Linked DNA regions of Homo sapiens: region 2 is linked to region 1. The links are chromatin loops, found by intact Hi-C in ENCODE. Cell type or tissue: CD4-positive, alpha-beta T cell. All regions are shown on one strand. Links, peaks and the distances in the headings refer to the core of each region. The heading gives the core; the rest is flanking DNA.

What was found. Peaks named below come from ENCODE experiments on the same cell type or tissue, not always from the same donor. Only the 100,000 strongest peaks of a DNase experiment are listed, where the experiment ranks them.
Region 2: a loop joins it to region 1, with 2.7 times the contacts of the local background. A loop is called at or near these places in 22 of 110 quality-filtered maps.

The regions. Positions count from the first base shown.
Region 1 is chr7:7,971,102-7,983,155 of GRCh38, forward strand. All of the region lies in intron 1 of GLCCI1 (glucocorticoid induced 1), which reads left to right. It also overlaps the pseudogene LOC100421597. Among named protein-coding and RNA genes, the nearest start is that of GLCCI1, 8.3 kb to the left of the region's middle. In CD4-positive, alpha-beta T cell, for the core only: no CTCF peak of the experiment used is centred there; a DNase peak (open chromatin) is centred at 5,830; H3K4me3 peaks cover 564 bases.
Region 2 is chr7:8,178,034-8,186,033 of GRCh38, forward strand. All of the region lies in intron 6 of ICA1 (islet cell autoantigen 1), which reads right to left. Among named protein-coding and RNA genes, the nearest start is that of ICA1, 80 kb to the right of the region's middle. In CD4-positive, alpha-beta T cell, for the core only: no CTCF peak of the experiment used is centred there; no DNase peak of the experiment used is centred there; H3K27ac peaks cover 1,395 bases.

The sequences.
Region 1 (12,054 bases), core at 1,562-9,561:
AGGATGTAGTGCAGTGGGATGAGTACATGAGCAGCAAGAAATACATCCTGTAATCTGTATGCATTGGGAGGAATATGCTCCTGCACTCCTCCCCCAGGTCAAGCCAGCTGCTGCAGAAACTGACATCCTCCAGCAAATCCTGAATGAATGAATGAAAACAACGTGATCGCCCTAATAATGACCACAACTGAACACACATCTTTGGCTGTATTTTATAGAAAAGGCCACCATTTTCTAACAGATTAATGCCATATGCAACTCCTTTGCACATTTTCTAGAACTGTATGAAATGAGAAGTAACAGAACGAACAGAAAACAGTTACATAAATTTTTTAGTGATTTCGCTTCAACAGTGCACAAATTGAGTTTTGGGATTTTCTTGTAGGGACTAAGAGGCATAAAATAAGCATTGCAGATTGTGTACAGAGGGTCTGGTGGGTGTGAGTAAGAGAAGTTTCGGCAATTGCTGCAACAACATAATGGCCATCTAGTACCTCCTCCCCTTTTGTATATAAACACTAACATCTTACAACGGATAATAGTACAACTTGTTTTTCTGCATCCTTCAAAAGGCTTAATGGCCTAGGAATTACATGCTCCATCATCAAGCAGTTTTAATAAAATTTGTGATCTGGCTTAAACTATTCTCTTTGTTGTAGTGTGGCACATACGAGTTTAATGCGATTTTAATGCAATCATGATGAAAACACTTTTCTGAGTCTGGTTGTGCAGCAGACAGATTTGCAGTGTCAGAGAGCTTGTGTTGGGAATGCAAGGGCTTTCTTTGCTAAAGATGTTTTTCTGCTGTTTTAAACACCAGGTGGTTTTGTCAGTTTCTTACATTGCAGTGATTTTTGAATGCGGGCTTCTGTGCCCCCAGTTCCGTGATTATATTACTCCTATGTTACTTCTCCATGTCCCGCCTTTTACCCCCACTACCCAAATTAAAACTGTCCTACTAAACTGTTCTGTTTCCTTAGCCATTTAAAATCCATGATCTGAACAGTTGATTTAATTTTTCGAATGATTATCTTCTCAATTTCTTTTGAATGCTGTAAGGTTCTGACTTGAGTGGATTTTAGCCTCCACTGGTCAAGGTTCCTGCCGCTGCCACTGCTGCTGCAGACACTGACATCACTATACTGCATGAATGAAAAACAACAACGTGCTCCATTTCTTCCTCTGCTCTCCACCTCCTCCTTTTTCTGCACACTTCAGTGTATGTGTGTGTGTGTGTGTGTGCGCGCAAGAGGGTGTTAAAACTGCGTTTGAAACTACACTTGAAAGCATTAAGTAGTTGATGGCTCAAGGGGTAGGTATATAGTATAAAGGCATATTGTTTATGAAAAGCTGCAAGGGCTATGGGCATTTCGACTAAAGGTGACATAACTGAGCATTCAGTGTTTCATGCATTTCATCTGGAGTGATGATTATAGGAGAAAATATGGAAGCTTAAAAATGTTTTTATGATTCTTTTACCAAAAAATTATGAAACCACTCAATTTCTAAATAAATTATATCATTATCTGCGTCTTAAGCATTCTTAATGTGAATATTTGTAGGGCTAAGGCTAGAGTAATAGAGAATTGATATTCAGATTGTTTCACAAGGCTGAGGAAAAGCTGAATTCTATAAATAGGAATAGTCAATTTTAATATTATTATAATATTAATTTATACAACCCAGGAAAAAATGATAATTTCCTTTATTTTTGTAGTATAGTTTTAAATAATTTAAATGGTTACCATAATAGAAATACGTAAATTGCCAAATACCTTGCTGTATATATAGCAGACATGGAGTTTTACAAATTGAAACTGTTTTGTTTGTGCTCATGCATCATCCTCTTTTTGCTTGTTTTTTTTCTTTTGTATTTTTAAAACTTCAAGGTTTGTTATTTACATTCATTCCTGTACTTCTGCCATTAGTAAAATGTCATCCTCCCTCTTGTTTGGTTCTGAAGGGTATTGCAGTGGTGAATGACAGGCTGCTGAATGAATCCTCAGGCTCCCTGTGATGTGTTTGTAATAGACGTAAAATCATAAAGTATTATGCAAATAGTTATTTTTTTGTAATGGTAATACATAAAGTCTACCTTTGAGATAAATAGAGCAACTCAAATGAGAAAAAGCAGGATGTTAGTGTTAAAATTAATGATCTTTAAGCTAAAATCATTAGTAACAACCAAAAGAAAATATAGTAAAGTTGCTTCTTTTTGAAACCTCACAGACCAGAACCCATGGATTTAAACATAGAACAAATACAGTTTTACTGTCCAAGATAGTAAGTAGGAAATGCAAATCTTTGTGTGCGTGTGTGTGTGTGTGTGTGTGTGTGTGTTTTGTAAAGATAGATCATTAGGATTAATTATAAGTTCTAAAAGATGTAAAAACAGTCATATTTAGAATACTCTGGATGGAGAATACAGCTTATTTTTAAGTGTACCAAATCTGATAACAAAAACATGGAAGAGCTTGTAATTTATATAGCTCCTGTTTTGAAAAATAGCATATGTTAGTTCCTGATTTAACATATCAGGTTTATTTAGGCCTAATACTCTACCAGATTGCTAACTCTAGAGTGAAATTTGATTAGACTTTTTCATGAGTATCTTGAGAGCCTCATTGTTTTATACATAAAGAAGTTATGATTCTATTCTAAAAGATAATGCAAATATAATGTTAACTCCATGTAATATATGTTTGCCTGTGTTCATTCATTTGCTTTCAGTTTTTCTCTTTTCCTTAAATTTATCTTTTTAAGTCATTTTTATACTGTGCTCAATGGAATACAAAAAATTTTAATAACTTTTTCTCTTTTAAAAGAGATACTCAGATATTCTCTTTCTATAAAGTTTTATTCTCAGGCTATTCTTGAAAATTAAGATCCTCCCTTTCCATTTTAAAATTAATTAATTTTCCTTGAGTGCTTATAGATACTTGTTTCAAAGCTTTCTTCTACATTAATGTTTTAGCTTTTTCTAAAGAGACAGGTTTCACATACTGACTTTTGGGAAAGGTTTTCATTCTCAGAAAACTATGCTAGAGAGCAGCAGTGTTCATTATTTACAGAACTATTTTTTTCCATCAGTTATCTCATGGTGCCTAAAATTTCTAGATCAATCAGTGAATAGCAAAATAGATAAATGAATTTATAGTTATTTAATCAAAATCTATTGTCTTATGTTCAAAGATTATATTCCTCTCAAATAACTGTTATTGTAAGCGTATTGAATATTGAATACCTAGCATGTGTAAATCATCTTAATCAGTTTTTAACTGTATGTAAAGTTCTGTGTGTATATATCGAACTGGAAATCATTTTATTAATTACAGTACTTTTTACAGAAGGACTGCCGTGTACGTTTCTGTAAGGACTTAATGCAAATTAGGATTTGTACTTTGGGGAAATGTTGAAGGATAATGGCGTCCTTGTGATTTTTGTTTTACTTGTGATAAGTCAGACTACATGTGAATAAGAAAATAAGGGAGTAACTGGGCTCCACAGCAGTGAGTGGAATGGAAATAAATGACAGTGTTCAACAAATGGCTAGTCGGAGAGGGTTTTCCTTAGTCTGAAATTTTAAAAAATTCTAAAAGTCTGTTTTATTAAAATGTTCACAGGTAGTTAATAATCTGCCAAAGAGTATAGTCTAATGACTTAGTTCTTCTTAATTTTAGTTTGGTCTTTTCTCCAGAACTTAACATTTCCAGACACCACTAAGATAGACTTTCTGGCAGCCCCTGTCCTAGTCTGTGTCTGGCACTGCTTTTTGTCTTCAGTATATAATTTATTCTTTTATTAAGTGTCTAAGAAGCTAAATCACTGACACTCTTTTTGTGCTACATACTGTTTAATTATTTTAACGAGAGGTTGAAAATATCTAACTTCTGGTTTCTGCCAAAAGTAAGTGGAGGAAAGGGAACACAAGTACTCATATATTGATATAGAAAGCCTAGGGAACTGATGGAAGGCAGATACTACCTGTATTTCCCTCTGCTCTTCATTTGGACCCTTGAAAGTGACCATAAGTTGACTCATCATTTGGCTATTCTGGAAGAATTTTTGTGCTTATTCTGAAAGACAAATTATAATGGATTAGCAGTAATTCTGAAAAATCTAAGGATTTTACTTACGAACAAATTGTGGAAAAGTATTTCATTGTAGCATGAACAAACATGGCAGATACCTTTAAGCAGTGTTGTTTATTCCAAGTGAATGTTACTAAGGCACATACCAAGTTCATGAATACCTCAGTGACTTCCCCTATACTATGCTGTGTCTCTAGTTTTAGGTAGGAAAGAAGAAAACATATATTTGTGTGCTAACTATATACCAAGCAATGTATACTTTGATTCAGCAAGGATTTAGGATGTGGATCTTCTCATTCCAGATCCAGTGTTCATTCCATAAGACTATGCTGTTGCTCCTAACTCAAAAAGACTCTAATGTTGATGATCAGCTGTGATTTCTAAGCTAAAAGAATGACAAAGGAATTGGTTTTCTTTTGTTTCCATGGCACTATTACGCTGTGCTGGGGTATGGTCTGACATTTTCAGAATGTCTAAAAATGTGAGACCTAGTTTGTTGAATGTAACTAAAATAAAATATAGATGGATTGGCCATTTTTCTCCATTTCTTTCTTGCATATAAGGAGAAAGAGACAGAGAGAATGTGTGTGTGAGAGAGAGAAATCCTTGTTTCTGAGATAGAGAGAGAAATTCTTGTTTCTGAAGATAGGAACATGATTGTATCTGGGCTTTCTTGTGTGTATTCAGAATCGGTACTGTCCTCGAATCACTTTGTAGTGAATATAAGTGCTTTTCTCCCCTTTTCTCTCTTCATAAATGTTAAAAGTTAATTACATATGGTGCTAAACTGATGGAAGCTTCAGGAATCACTAAACAGAGACTGGTCTCAAGTGATTGTCCCAGCAACTGGCACTAGGTTGATTCAGCCCTCCCAAAAGACAACAGGCTTCCAAGAATCTGCAATTTGTGGGTTGAACAGTGTACGTATATAACTTAATGAAGTCCACCATCGTATACCTTAATGATGGCTCACCAAAAAGAATGATGATTTAAAGAAGCTAGTGGGCTGGGCGCAGTGGCTCATGCCTGTAATCCCAGCACTTTGGGAGGCTGTGGTGGGCAGATTACTTGAGATCAGGAGTTTGAGACCAGCTTGGCCAACATGGTGAAACCCTGTCTCTACTAAAAATACAGAAATTAGCCGGGCATGGTGGTACACCTCTATAATCCCAGTTACTCGGGAGGCTGAGACACGAAAGTTGCTTGAACCTGGGAGGTGGAGGTTGCAGTGAGCTGAGATCATGCCATTGCACTCCAGCTTGGGCAACAAGAGTGAAACTCCATCTCAAAAAAAAAAAAAAAAAAAGGAAAGGAAAAAGGAAAGGAGAAAGGAAAAAGGAAATAAAAGAAAGGAAAGGAAAACTAGTAACCCACGGTTGTGTGGCAAGGTCAGTGTCCAAAATTGTCTACCAGGTTATTAGAATTGTTAAGAAATCCTGCTGGGCATGGTGGCTCACACCTGTAATCCCAGCACTTTGGGAAGCTGAGGCAGGCAGATGGCTTGAGTTCAGGATTTCAAGACCAACCTGAGCAACATGACAAGACCTTGCCTCTGCGCAAAATATAAAAATTAGCCTGGGCATGGTGGGACACTCCTGTAGTCCAGCTACTCAGGATCCTCCTGAGTGATCCTCAAGGAGGATCACTTGAGCCCAGGCGGCAGAGGTTACAGTGAGCTGAAATCACCCTACTGCACTCCAGCCTGGGTGCTAGAGTGGGGTGTTGTCTCAAAAAAAAAAAAAAAGTTAAGAAATCCACCAACCATCTAGATGTGTTTCGTAATGAAAAGGTGAAAACTGCTACAACTTCCTGTCTAGTGTTACTGAAGATCAAATACTTATTAACTACTGACAGTAATAATTCCTTATTTATTCTCTGTAGCCATAAAGAAAACTTTTGTGAATAGTCCGTATAGCTAATTTTAACTTTTACATTACTAAAAAATTAGCTTTCTGATGAAACATTTTCTAACGTCATTACACACTTGATTGTTAAGCACAGTGAACAAGACATAAACGAACTCCTTGTGGCTTGATTAGCTTTATTAATAACTTATTGATAACATATACATAAAATTGATTACTATAGATGATATTGAGAATAAGACTGAATGAGTATTGACTGACTAGACTTGTGCTATAACTGATTCTATAAATTTGCTTTTGGGATTATTTCCTGTTTTTCTGATGAAGGTGGAGCAAAGCATGTTTGACTGAACTGGTCCTTGATAGTATAACCGGGCTGTTTTCTCTAGAACTAATTATCAAATGAAAGGCCAAAGCAATTATTTTCCAAATGGTTCCATAGACATGTCGTAGAGGCATAAATGTATCCTGGGAAATACTAGATTTGGAGTCAAGAAACCTGAGTTCTCTTTTCAGTTTTGACATTTGTCTTATGACAAGCCACTAACTCTGCATCTTATCTTCTGTGTCTTTAAAATGAAGGGGATAGACTTTTTAAGATTTTGGTTGGGTAGGGAAAAGATTGAGCTATTTAAAGGAAAAGAAAGTTTATTAGACTAGATGATTCTTAAAATTTTTATTTATTGAGCCTTTATGCCAACTAATAATCTTTGGTAGAATCCAATATAAGGTACTTTTATTAACCTCTTTTCACAGATGAGGAAATGAGGTCCTGGGAAGTTAAGTAATTTGCCCAAGGTCAGGCAGCATGCACAGGGCTCTTGTAATGCTCTAAGTCCTGACTTCAAGATAGCTGAAAGTTGTTGTTGGAACCCAGTTAGTTATGGGGCAGGAAAGTATGCACAATGTATTATCCCACTGCTTATACAGTTAAGTCATAGAAAGGCTAAATATAGCTTTGGGGCGGTGAGGGAAGAAGAGAAAGCTAAATGGGACTAGACGCTAGGGTGCATGGAACTTAAAATAGCTGTAAGTATCCCCAGTAATTATGCCATCATTGGGCCTTCCCTTTGGTCCCTAAAGGACCTATCACTTTGTTTAGACAGAATTTAGCATTTTATTTTTAAAAACTTCCTTTCACATGAAATTTCAAAATCTGGGTAGAATAAGGTCTCTTTTTTGTGTATTCATATTTGGCAATGTAAACTTTAAAAAATCTGCCCATTTGTAATGTATTATAAGGCTACCTTCAGCCCCATAATTATGATTCTCTACATTTATCATCCTTTGATATTTTAGCAACATTTAACATAGTATCTTTTTATACAACACTGTCATGGCAAAGCAATGCACACTACCTTAAAAAAATTATTTATATGTACTTGGCTCTTTCACTTCTTTTAGGTTTGTTGATGTAATATAGAAAATAAATTTTAATCTCTATTTTAATAATTTCTTCTGGGGTGTTTTGGCATTTTTTCAATGTCATTTGTGCTTACTATAAGTTCTGCATAGTAGTTAATGTGGAAACGATTTTCTTTTATAAGTAACATTAGAAATTGTGTTTATTGTTAGGAGAGCAAAAGTATTATATAGAGTCTTTGTGATGGATAAAGTTTCTCATAACATTTCTTCTGTAATTATATTTACTTTTCTAGTTAAATATATCAGTTGTACATTGAATTAGTGAAGTGTAATGCTGGTATCTTAGAAGATAATAAAAACAGTAGGACTCAGTGGCTCAGGGTTACATCAAGTCTAGCCATATGGAAACTTTACTATTCCTCATACAAACTTGTGAAGTGATCTTTCTATGAAGGTACAAAAATATCATAGTAAAATATAGATTGGTTTATATTAGCTAATTATAAACAAAATGTATTTATAATATCTTTCGAAGTTTTGTAAGTGTCATTTTATTTCTTCTAAAGTATTCTTGGAGTTACTCTGACACATTGACCTTAAAAGAATCAATCAACAGTCCTCTTCCTGCTTTATGTCAGATCATTTAAGTGTCTAGGACTTAACTAAACTGGTGTTGGCAAACATTGCTAAATGCAGTTTCATTAGTATTGCAAAAGTGAGGATTTAGACTGTGCTCAGAGATTAGATTTTTGAAAAAAGCTACAGTATTCTGCAATATTTCGATCATAGAGCTTAAAAAGTGTATTTCAAAGGTCTATTAATACTTTACATGCCAGAGTGACCTCTTAGTTTGTAAAAAAAACGCATTCAGGGAATTGCATTTGCTCACTTTTTATCTTTTTAGGTAACAAATAGTGGGTCAAATTCTTAGCAGATTTTAAATGAGTTATCCTTGTTCAGAAATATGCTATTGTCACTGAGTTTTAGATTTTATATATGAATTGTTTATTTCTAAGTTAGCTTGAGCTTTTTCTGGTGTTCTGTTTTGAAGTTGCCACTCTGTTTATGTGTATTTTTCTTTCATTAGATGAAGCTTGAAATATTAATTGGTTCATCCTATGGTTTCTATAACATACTTACATCTAACGTATCTTGCTGCCTTTACCTATTATAATATTATACTATAGTTTAGCCTAGGATGATGTCACTGGCCCTTTCTTTCTATGCATACATATACATTAGTGCAGAAGTCTGAACTGTATTGTTGAATGTGGCTTCTTGTGTAGTAATGTAGTAATATGTAGTAATAATACTGTGTAGTAATCTTGGGCAGTGATGCCTTGTGAGGCTGTTGAGATAAGGAGGAATTGGCTTTGTCTAAATATCTGCTATTGCTGAGCTAGAATGGGAAGTGACAAACTTTTCATGTGTTATGTCACCATTTACCTGAAACTTTGGTTGAATGCAGTGACCCATTTTTCTTTCTCTTCTTTTATTTTTTCTTTATCTTTCTGTCTTTCTGTCTTTCTTTCTGGCAGTGTCTCGCTGTGTCACCCAGGCTGAAGCACAGTGGCACAATCTTGGCTCACTGTAACCTCTGCCTCCTGCCTCAGCCTCCCAAATAGCTGGGACCATGGGAGTGTGCCAGCACACCTGGCTAATTTTTTGTATTTTTAGTAGAGATGGGGTTTCGAACTCCTGGCCTCAAGTGATCCACCTGCCTTGGCCTCCCAAAATGCTGGGATTATAGGTGTGAGCCACTGGACCTGGCCCTATTTTTCTTTCTTATAATCAGACTTTACCTATTTTCAGTTTCTATTGACTTTTAGTTTTTGCCTTAAAGAATATTAGTGACCTCACCAGGGCTTATAGCTGAGGAGAAGTGGGTGCCATGGCGGTTCTACTGGAGACTACTGTGGGCAATGTGGTTGTCAATTTGCACACTGAGCAGCAGCCTTGCAACTGTGAACTTTTTGAGAGCAGGTACCACAGTTTAATGGCATTTGTGATGGCAGTGCCAAGCATCTAGAAGGTACTCGCCTGCTTTAATTTCTTGAGATATTACAAAATAAAATATTACAGTTATTGCCTTATTCACAGTATACAAAGGTATTTTATCATACAAACTGTTGATCCTACAGGGACTGGTCATGGAGGAGAGTCTATTTTTGGCCTAGGATTGTATGGTGATCAAGCAAGCTTTTTTGAGACAGAAAACGTCCCAAGAATTAAGCACAAGAAGAAGGGCACAATGTCCATGGTGAATAATGACAGTGATCAACATGGATCTCAGTTTCTTATCACTACAGGAGAAAATCTAGATTACCTTGATGGTACCATACAGTATTTGGTGAGGTGACAGAAGGCATTGACATAATTAAGAAAATAAATGAGACCTTTGTTGACAAGGACTTTGTACCATATCAGGATATCAGGATAAATTATATAGTGATTTTAGATGGTCCATTTTGATGACATTCCTGATTTATTAATCCCTGATCAATCACCAGAACCTACAAGGGAACAATTAAAGAGTGGTAGAGTTGACACAAATGAAGAAATTGATCATTTCAAACGAAGGTCAGCCGAAGAAGTAGAAGAAATAAAGGCAGAAAAAGAAGCTAAAACTCAGGCTTTACTTTTAGAGATGGTGGGAGACCTACCTGATGCAGATATTAAACCTCCGGAAAAATCTGTGTATGCAAATTGAATCCAGTGACCACAGATGAGGATCTGGATATAATACTCTCTAGATTTGGGCCAATAAGAAGTTGTGAAGTTATCTGGGACTGGAAGACAGGAGAAATCCTCTGTTATTTCTTTCTTTCTTTCTTTCTCTTTTTTTCTTTCTTTCTTTCTTTCTCTCTCCCTCTTTCTCTCTTTCTTTCTGTCTCTCTTTCTTTCTTTCTTTTTTTGTTGAGATGGAGTCTCACTCTGTTGCTTAAGCTGGAGTGCAGTGGCACGATCTCGGCTCACTGCAGCCTCTGCCTCCTGGGTTCAAGTGATTCTCCTCCCTTAGCCTCCCAAGTAGCTGGGACTACAGGCGTGTGCCACCACACCTGGCTAATTTTTGTATTTTTAGTAAAGACAGGGTTTTGCCATATTGGCCAGGCTGGTCTCGAATTCCTGACCTCAGGTGATTCACTTGCCCTGGCCTCCCAAAGTGCTGGGATTACAGATGTATGCTTTTATTGAATTTGAAAAGGAAGAAGATTATGAGAAAGCCTTCTTCAAAATGGACAATATACTTATAGATGACAGAAGAAAACATGGATTTTAGCCAGTCTGTTACAAAGGTTAAATGGAAGGAAAAAGTGGGAAATACACCAAGAGTGATTTAAAGGAGTATACAAAGGAACAGGATAAACCATCTAATTTGGTTCTGAAAGATAAAGTAAGCCCAAATAGGAGGCAAAATATAATGTTGTACTAGATGAGCAGGCAGAAGACTCCAAGTCAAGTCACTCACACACAAGTAAAAATCACAAGAAGAAAACCCATCACTGCTCTGAAGTAAAAGAAGATGAAGACTACATACCAATCAAAAATATTAATCCAGATAAGTATGAGAAAGTTTGGAGTTTGGTCACTACGAAGAAGAAGAAAGCTGTTGGGAGAAATGAAAGAGTAAAAAGAGAGACCGAACTCAGAACTGAAGTCGTAGCTGATCGCAAGAGAGGAATGGCCATTATAGTAATAGTCACAAATCCAAATACCAGACATCTTTATGAAAGAGAAAGGAGTAAAAAGAGACTGAAGCAGAAATCCAAAGAAAAATCCAAAGATAAAGAAAAATCTAAGTACAGATGAAAGATGAAGAGGCAGAATTGAGTGGCTAACATATTCACCCTTGTCTAACTTAGAGTGCCAGGAAAGCAGGTGTTCAGATTTTGTGTCAGAGCTTGTTATTTTTTTCATACTAGGATTATCACCCTTTAGATTATTAATACTGATTATATAGGGCACTGAAAGAACTCAACATTTTCTTTGTATACTTTTTTACACTAATGTTATTGTTATACATAAATGGTAGTCTTCATTTTTGAAGTCTTTCACATTTTTACTCTTCTTTTAAAATGAAGTATTTATGCTACAAAAATACATAAACGTGTTTATAAAGGCAAAGGGATAATAAATATGAATATCTGTATACTCATCAGCCAGCTTAAGATCTAGAATATTGCCTATACTTTAGAAGTCCCCTAAGAACCCTCTCCCTCTCAAGTAATTATTTGGAAATTTGTGTTTGTCATTTGCTTTGTACATAGGTATCTCTAAATGAAATGTTAATTTTGTATGTTTCTCAATTTTGTATAAATGGCATAATGTTTGTTTACTTTTGTGACTTTCATTTTTATTGCTGTATTGTATTATATGAATACTTATTCTTCTGTTGATGTACATTTGAGTTTTATTTAGTTTTGTTTTTGCTGCTGAAACTGCTGCTGTGAACATTGTCTGTCTAGGAGTTATAGTGCTTGATCATGTGCTATGAGTATCTTCATTTGTATAAAATAATGCCAAATTATAAAAAATATTAGAATTATAGCCTTTAATATTACTATTCAGTTATGTTAGCTAGTCTTTAGGACACTTGCCCCGTTGTACTTTGTATTAAACATGTGGTCAAAAAATAATGTCTTTATGCGGATATTCCTGTTTAATGAAGTACGTGTTGTAGTTAACTTCTTGGTAAAGCAAACAATGTTAAATGAATCATATTTTGTGGATTT
Region 2 (8,000 bases), core at 1-8,000, 210 kb after region 1:
CTCTACCTCCATCTTTGGCTTCTTTCACATTCTTTTCTCTAGCAAAACTAAACTATCTACAATCTTCCAGCTCATCAAGCAGTTTCATCTTTGTAAGTTCCTTCCTTTTGTAAGTTCCCAGTGTTCATCCCCTTCCATGTTGTTCCCATTGGTGTCACGTTGTTTCTCCTTCACTGGCCCTTCAAAATTCAGCTTGTGCCATACCTTCTAGGAAGCACATATCTTGATTCCCAAAGTCTGATCTTAGATGCTCCACTTTCAGGCTCTGAAAGCAGTTCGTTATATACCTCTATTACCTCACAAGACACTTATCACATTGAATGGTCACTGTATTTTAATTGACTGTTTTCTACATTCCTCAGGGAGGGTATGGCAGAAACCATATCTTGATTTTGTTGCCCCAGTACTGATAGTAGGTGCTAAAAATGCTAGTCAAATAATTTTTAACCTGCTGCACAGAAATATACATCATCTTGTGCTTTGGGTCTGTAGCTTCTATTTTTATAGTCTGATGACTAACATTCTGTCACTTGGTGTGGTCTTTTTTTTTTTTTTTTAAAAAAGAAGACATTGCTGCAGTAATTGTGTGCCAAGAAGGAAGCTTGTCCAGCTGCTTCAATTTCCCATTAGTCTAAATCTTTAAAACATTTTCTGTGTTAAGATTTTATATATTGCTGTACCATTTATTTGCTCCTTCCTGCTGGAAATTACCTTATTCTAATTTGCTCTGCTCTGGAAAATGTGGATCCTGGGTTCTTTGTACACACCTGATCCAGTAACGCTTGGTGTCAGTGATGGCTCCTTTTGTCATCATAGGCCTGACAGCATTTCAGCGTTTTAGCATGATGACCAGGTGCTCTTATGGTGGAATCTGCTAGCTTTCCACCCAAATCCATCTGCCCTTCTATATTTTTCAGACTCCTCTGAAAATGGTTGTCGCTATGGACAAAGTTCTCTACAATGGAATCTGAGCAGAAGTAAACTGCATCACTTCCAGGCTTGTCCATAAAACTCTTCCATACAGGCTCCTGTATGTGCTTTCTCTTTTTGGGATGACTGAGATGTCCACATCCAGGCAACACTGAAAGGCAAGTTTTAAGGACTGCAAAGCTGTTGTCACCCGAGTCTCTAAATGACTTCTTAGAGGACAGCCACCCCACCAACCTGGACGCCTGGCTGGGAACACAAAAGAAAAACTTCTATTGATTTAAGTCATAGACTTGTGGGTGTCTCTGTCCCATAACCTAGCCTAGCCTATCCTACCCAGTGTGGGGAAGGCTTTAAGAAGAGGCTAAATGACTTAGGATTCTAGCTATAATGTTGGAAGTGGGTTGAAGTCTAACAATCCCATAGACAACTGACAGTGATCCAAAGATTTATTATTTCCATTACTAGTTTGACCATCAACAAGAATGTCATCAACAGCATCGGATGATTACTAAAGTGTTCAGAAATTCTCAAAATTCGTTTTCATACCATTTCACGCATTTGTAAAGAAATGTTGTATAACAACTATCGAACGGTTTTGCGGTGTTGCTAAATGTGGTGGGATGAATCTGAAAACTGCTAGAAAATTCTTCAGTGTTTTCTTTTAGCATAATTATTAGAACTAAGAAGTCCCAGATGACTCTCTGGTGAACTTCTGGTGCTCTTAGCCTTTTGTTCTAGTTCCCCAAACGAGTTTCCAAATACTAAATATACTTTCCTGAGGAAGGGAGAACTTTTTTTTTTCCCACATTTTTACAGAAAGAGTTCTCCGAATATTTAGGGCTGGGAGATATATGTATGAAATGGTAAAGAACTTAAAAAGTTGGATATGTAAACAACAGAGATACTCCTGATTATATGGTCCTTTTCTTTCTAAAGGGCTTCTAAGTAACCATGTTGCTAAAACTCACTTTATTCTATGCTTTTTTTCATGTAAGCTCTACGACTCTATTCCCCCGTTCCTCTTCTCAAACTCCTTATTATCAGCTGCTTAGATTTTGTTGTTGTTGTTGTTAAGGTCTAGCTTACACTGAAGTGCAAAATATACAGTTTTTTTTGCTCCATACACTTTTAAATATGTATATACCCACATTAACCACCACCCAGAAAAACATACCAAACATTTTCAGCACTCCAGAAGACTCCCTTGTATTCTATCCCCAGTCAATACCTCCTCAAAAAGATAACCAATATTCTGATCTCTATCACCATGAATTAGTTTTGTCTAATGTTAAACATTATATAAATGAAGTCATATATATATTGTGATATCTAGTTTCTTTCATTCAACATCACACCCATGACAGTCATCCATAGTACTGCAATATAGTAACAGTTCGTTCTTTTTCATTACTGTATGGTATCCTATTGAATGAATGGTACCACAATTAATTTATCCTTTCTACTATTCATGGACATTTGGTTTACTTTCACGTTGCAGCTATTATGAAAATACTGCCGTGAACATTCTTGTGAATGTTTTACATGAACATTCATTCTCCTTGAGTATATGCCTTAAAGTATACGAGTTTTAGTAGACAATGTCAGTTTCCCAAAGTGGTTCTACCAGTTTACACTCCGACTATCAGTGCATGATAGTTCCTGTTCCTTCACATTCTCATTCCTTTGATACTGTCAGTCCTTTAAATTTTAGCCATTGGGTGGGTTTTATTTACTATTTCCCTGATGATTGATAGTGTAAGTACCTCTACAGGTGTACATGAAACCATGTTGGCAATTTTGATATTTCCTTTTGTCAAGTATCTGCTCAAATGCTTTGTCCATTTTTTCACGAGGTGGCGGCCAGTCTCTCTCTCTTTTTTTTTTTTTGAGTTGTAGAACTTCTTTAGATGTTCTGGATACAAGTCCCTTGTTGGATACACATGTAACAAATATCTTCTCCCTCTCTGCAGTTTGTCCTTATCTTTTCTAAATGGTGTTTTTTAATGAAAAGATTGAATTTTCATAAAACATAATTTATTATTTTCTTTTATGGTGGTGCAGTTTGCATCCTGTTAAGAACTCTTTATCTGTTCTAAGGTCATTGAGATATTTACCTATGTTTTGTTTTAAAAGAGTTATTGTTCTGTCTTTGGACTTTTAAGTCTATGATCCAGCCCTAGTTAATTTTTGTGTATGATATGAAATAGGGGTCGGGTTCCTGGTATTCTGTATAGATATCCAACTGATCCAGCGTAATTTTCTAAAAAGACCATTATTTTCTCCAATGAATTACAGTAATGCTGTTAACATAAATCAAGTGACCTTATATGTGTGGGATTATTTATGAACTATGTAGTCTGTTCCATCGATCTACTGGATCATTCTTTAGCCAATGCCACACTGCCTTAATTAGTTTAGCTTTATAATCAGCCTTAATATCTGTAAATGTAAGTCCTCTATCTTTGTTCTTACTTTTAAAGATTATCCTGGCTATTCTATGCCCTTTGTATTTCTATATAAGTTTATAGTCATCTTTACTACTTACTAGCAGGATTTTGAATGGTGTTGCATTTAATCTGTAGGTCAATTTGAAGGGTACTGACCTCTTAACAAAAGGAAGTCTTCTAATTCATAAATATGGTACATTCCTCTCTTTTCTTAAACCTGCTTTAATTTTCCTAAGCAATGTTTTGCAGTTTTAGTATAGAAGTCTCACATGTCTGTGATAAGATGTATTTTTAGGTATTTGCCATTTTCAGTTTTTAAACGTGGCTCAGAAAATAAGCCAGTGCTTAATTAAGAAATGTGAGGCATGAATAGTATTCACATCACCTTTCTTAAGAGGTCAAAGGAACATAATCCAAATGCAAAATGAATACATAAATATAGTTAAAACTATCCAGGAGATTATCTGAGTGTTCCAGTCTTCTTACTTCCTATGAGCTGAATGTATCTGAGCATACGTTATTACTGGAGCAATGTTCTTTGAACCTGCTCCTTTATGATCTAATTAAAGCTAATGGTAGTTACTTGCAAAGCTTATGGAAGAAAAACTCAATGCTCCAGTCAATTCCTTTCATTTCCTTGACTATGCCATTTCTTCCCTCTCCCACTTCTGGGCTTTCACATATCCTACAACTCTGCCAGAAACACTCTTACCCTTTTTTTTCCCTTTTTTCACTTGGCTACTAACTATACACTCTTCAGGCTCAACTTAAATCGTAGAATCTCTGAGAAGCCTATCTGGACCCACTGGACAAAGTTAGTCATCCCTGCTACATTCCCTAACAAGATCCTTTATGTTCTCTTTTCTAGAACTAGACTCCCTGCATTTCAATTGCTTGATTAATGTCTGTCTTTCCTTCTACACTTTGAATTCTAGGAAGGCAGAAGCAGTGAGTGCCTGGTTCACAATTTTATTCTCAGAGCTCTGCATAGTGCCTAACACATTTTAATTGCTCAATAAATACTTGAAGGAATGACTATGAAAGTTGGGCAGAGGAGAAGAACAGGACTCTTCTTCCCTGGAAACAGAAGTCATTAAAGTCATTAAACCAACCATTGGGATGTTCCAAAGTGGAATGAATTAAAGGGACACCCATTATCCCTGGGATCCTAGTAGTTATCTTATGGGTGATATATTTCCTCTAAATTTTTATTGTTGATAAAACATAAAATAAAAAAATTAAAGGGTTATTAAAGAAGGTCATCCTTTCAGAATGACCAGCAGATCTAACACTCAGGATTTATTCTATTTTTAAAAACATTTTGTCTTTTAAAAACTTTATTTTTGTATTGTATGTTACAGCTTTCTATCTATTGACTTTGGTGTTCAATATATTTGTTTTTGCTTTTTTAAAGAAAACCCACTGTCACTGTAAGGTTGGCAGTGTAAATGAGAATCTCCACATGGGGAGATTATATCCTTGGATGATATATCCCTGAAGTTGCTGCCTCCATCACTAGTGTCTGCAGGGCACAGCTTCCCAGTAAAAACATTAGCATGTACAGGGGACATGCAATGACTATTTCCATAGTTTTCCACAACACAATGGTGATCAGGCTAGAATCTCTAACCACAACTTTCCTAAAGACTCCAGAATAACAGACAAGAAATAAACATAAGAGAAGAAAGTTACAACTAAATAGACCGATTTACAAGATTTAGTTTGCTTTTCCAGCTCTTGGTCTCCTATGGGAATGCGGGGGAAGATTAGCTTAGCAACCATCTGACACCTAAACCTACCTGACACTGAAACTTACCTACATGCCTAAAAGTCTTTACTTAAGAAAGTGAAGGTTCTATCTTAACAGTTAAAGATCATTCTGAGGACTTTTTCCCCAGATATTTGTCCCGTTAAAGGCTATTCTAACCCCCGTCTACAGATGTGGTCCTATCGCAAAGCCTGAGCAATGCAGCCACATTGGAATATAATCCAATAAGAGATACACACATACTGATGTGTATATGTTAGAGGGAGATATAGAAGGTTTTTGCAGAGGGGAATACTTTGGGGACAATTATATGCATTCAGTCAACAAAAAATTATTAAAACCCCTGGTAATGTGGTGGAGTAGAAAGGGTATCCAATCTGGGGCTAGAAGACTTGGGCTATGCCTGGATCAGAAGCTTCCTGCCTTTGTAACCCTGAGCAAGTTATTTAACCTTTCTGAATTTCTGCCATTAGATCTGGAAAATAAGCATGAGATAAATAAGAGAGAAAATGTATATGAGAAGCTTTCTTTAAAACTGTAATGCTTAATGCTATTATTATTAGGAGTTGCATGCAAGGCCCTGTGTTTAGCACTATGGAGGTCAATTATGCCTCTCTGTAAGGGCAGTTGAGAGGGTAAATGAGATAAAAACATTCAAAAGCTACAGATAAGGCATGATCTCTACTCTTAAGGAAATTTCAAGTTGTCGGAAAGTTGAGACTTGGGCACAAACAATATATAAAAAACATAGTATTTGAAAAACACCGCAAGAATAAAAAATATAGACTAGCATTTACTACATAAATTTATTGTTCATTGCATGGTATATTATCACTAACATAGAAAGTTACCTATTAGTCTATTAAGATGCTTATCTCACTGATAAAATAAAAAGAGCTAGTTAATTTGCTAGCATCTTCTGCATACAGAAATCAATGGGCTTTTAACTTCCAAAAGCAAGGTCATAATCACTGTGCCTTCTAAATTGGCAAATGTGGTGCCTAGTCAAACAGAAAAGTGCTCAGGTGCATTTTGAAGTGCTTTGCATTTCCTATGGAAAATGCCCCTCTCATTTTGTCTCTGTAGAGTAATATGGAGCCTTACATTATAGATGTACATAATGGTCTGGTGCCATTTCCATGCTCCAAGAGGATTACAGGAAGGGCATGCACACTGCCTTTTGCTCCAGCTGTATCTTTTATCAATAAGACGCAATGTGCTCAACAGTGAAAGGGCTACTGTCTTTACTTTGAAATAACAGCTGAATTCATATCATGGGTCATTTTGTTAAGAGGTGAAACAGTGCGGGGGTTGGAGAGGGGAGGAAATTTGCTCTAACCATGCTCCTCAGGGAATATATCACAATATATAAATCACAAGATAGCTTTCTCTCTTCCTAGGCCACTTAAAAATAATCCCTTTAGAATACACTTAGGTTTGAGAGAATAATTCATACTTGAAATAAAACCTAATGAACTATTGTGGATTAAAAGCCTATTGTATGTTAAATATACATGCAAGAGTATAGAAAAGATATTGGAAGGAGATGGGAGAGATGTGTAAACCATCTTTAACATTATTTTGGACAAAATATTTTTAAGATAGAAAAGAAAAGGCGGGGTGCCGTGGCTTGCACCTGTAATACCAGCACTTTGGGAGGCCAGGGCGGGCAGATCACTTGAGGTCAGGAGTTTGAGACCAGCCTGGCCAACATGGTGAAACCCCATCTTTATTAAAATACAAAAATTAGTTAGGCTTGGTGGCGTGCGCCTATAGTCCTAGCTACTTGGGAGGCTGAGGTGGGAGAATTGTTTGAACCTGGGAGGCGGAGGCTGCAGTGACCTGAGATTGTGCCACTGCACTCCAGCCTGGGCAACAGAGTGAGACTATGTCTCAAAAAAGAAAAAAAAAAAGGAAAAAAGGAAATGAGAGATAAATTTTTAAAATTCTGTCTTTGGTTTAAAAAAACTGAAAAAGTCAGCTCAAATTCAAACTTAAACAATATTATGAAACAGTAAAGATGGCTGTGAAAAATAAAAGTAAATTTTAATCCTGACCTTGTAAGAATTATAAGTGAACACATCAATGTACCTAATGTACAAAATTAGAGCAGACTTATGAAACTTTAAACCAAGTGATAAATTTAAATATATTCATCCAACCATCCATTCACCCATCCATGCATCTGGCCATCCACATCCATCCATCCATCCATCCACCCACCCACCAATCCATTTATTCATCAACGAATGATTATGCTTACTTACGCTCAGTGTACTGTCTGGACCAGCAACATCAGCATCACCTGGGAGCTTGATAGAAATGTAATTCTTGGGCCCTAACTTGGGCCTACGGAATCAGAAACTGGGATGGGGCACATCAATACATTTTACCAAGCCCTCCAGAAGACCCTGCTGCATACTTAATCTTAAGAACCATCTGCCTGGAGTGAAAAGGTTAAGAGCATGCTCTTTGAAGTCAGAGAAATTTGGGCTCGAATGTTTCTATTTAGGCTTACTGCTTCTGTGATCTAGAACAAGGTCATTTGATCCAAGCCTTAATTTCCAAATTAGTAAACAGAGACACAGTATTTCAAAGCTATTGTTAGGATTAAATGAGATAATATATACAGATGGTATCTAAAGTGTATATTGATTATACATACAGTGCTTGGTGCATAGTAAGCACTCAAGAACTGATGTCTGTTATTTTTCCAGGCATGTAGGAGCCTGGGTTAGATGCTACAGGAAACACTTTGTTAATCAGACACAGTTTCTTTCTTCAAGGGTCGTATTCTGAAAGAGGAGCTATACAGCATATAAATAATCATGATACACATTAGGAAGTGTTAGGTG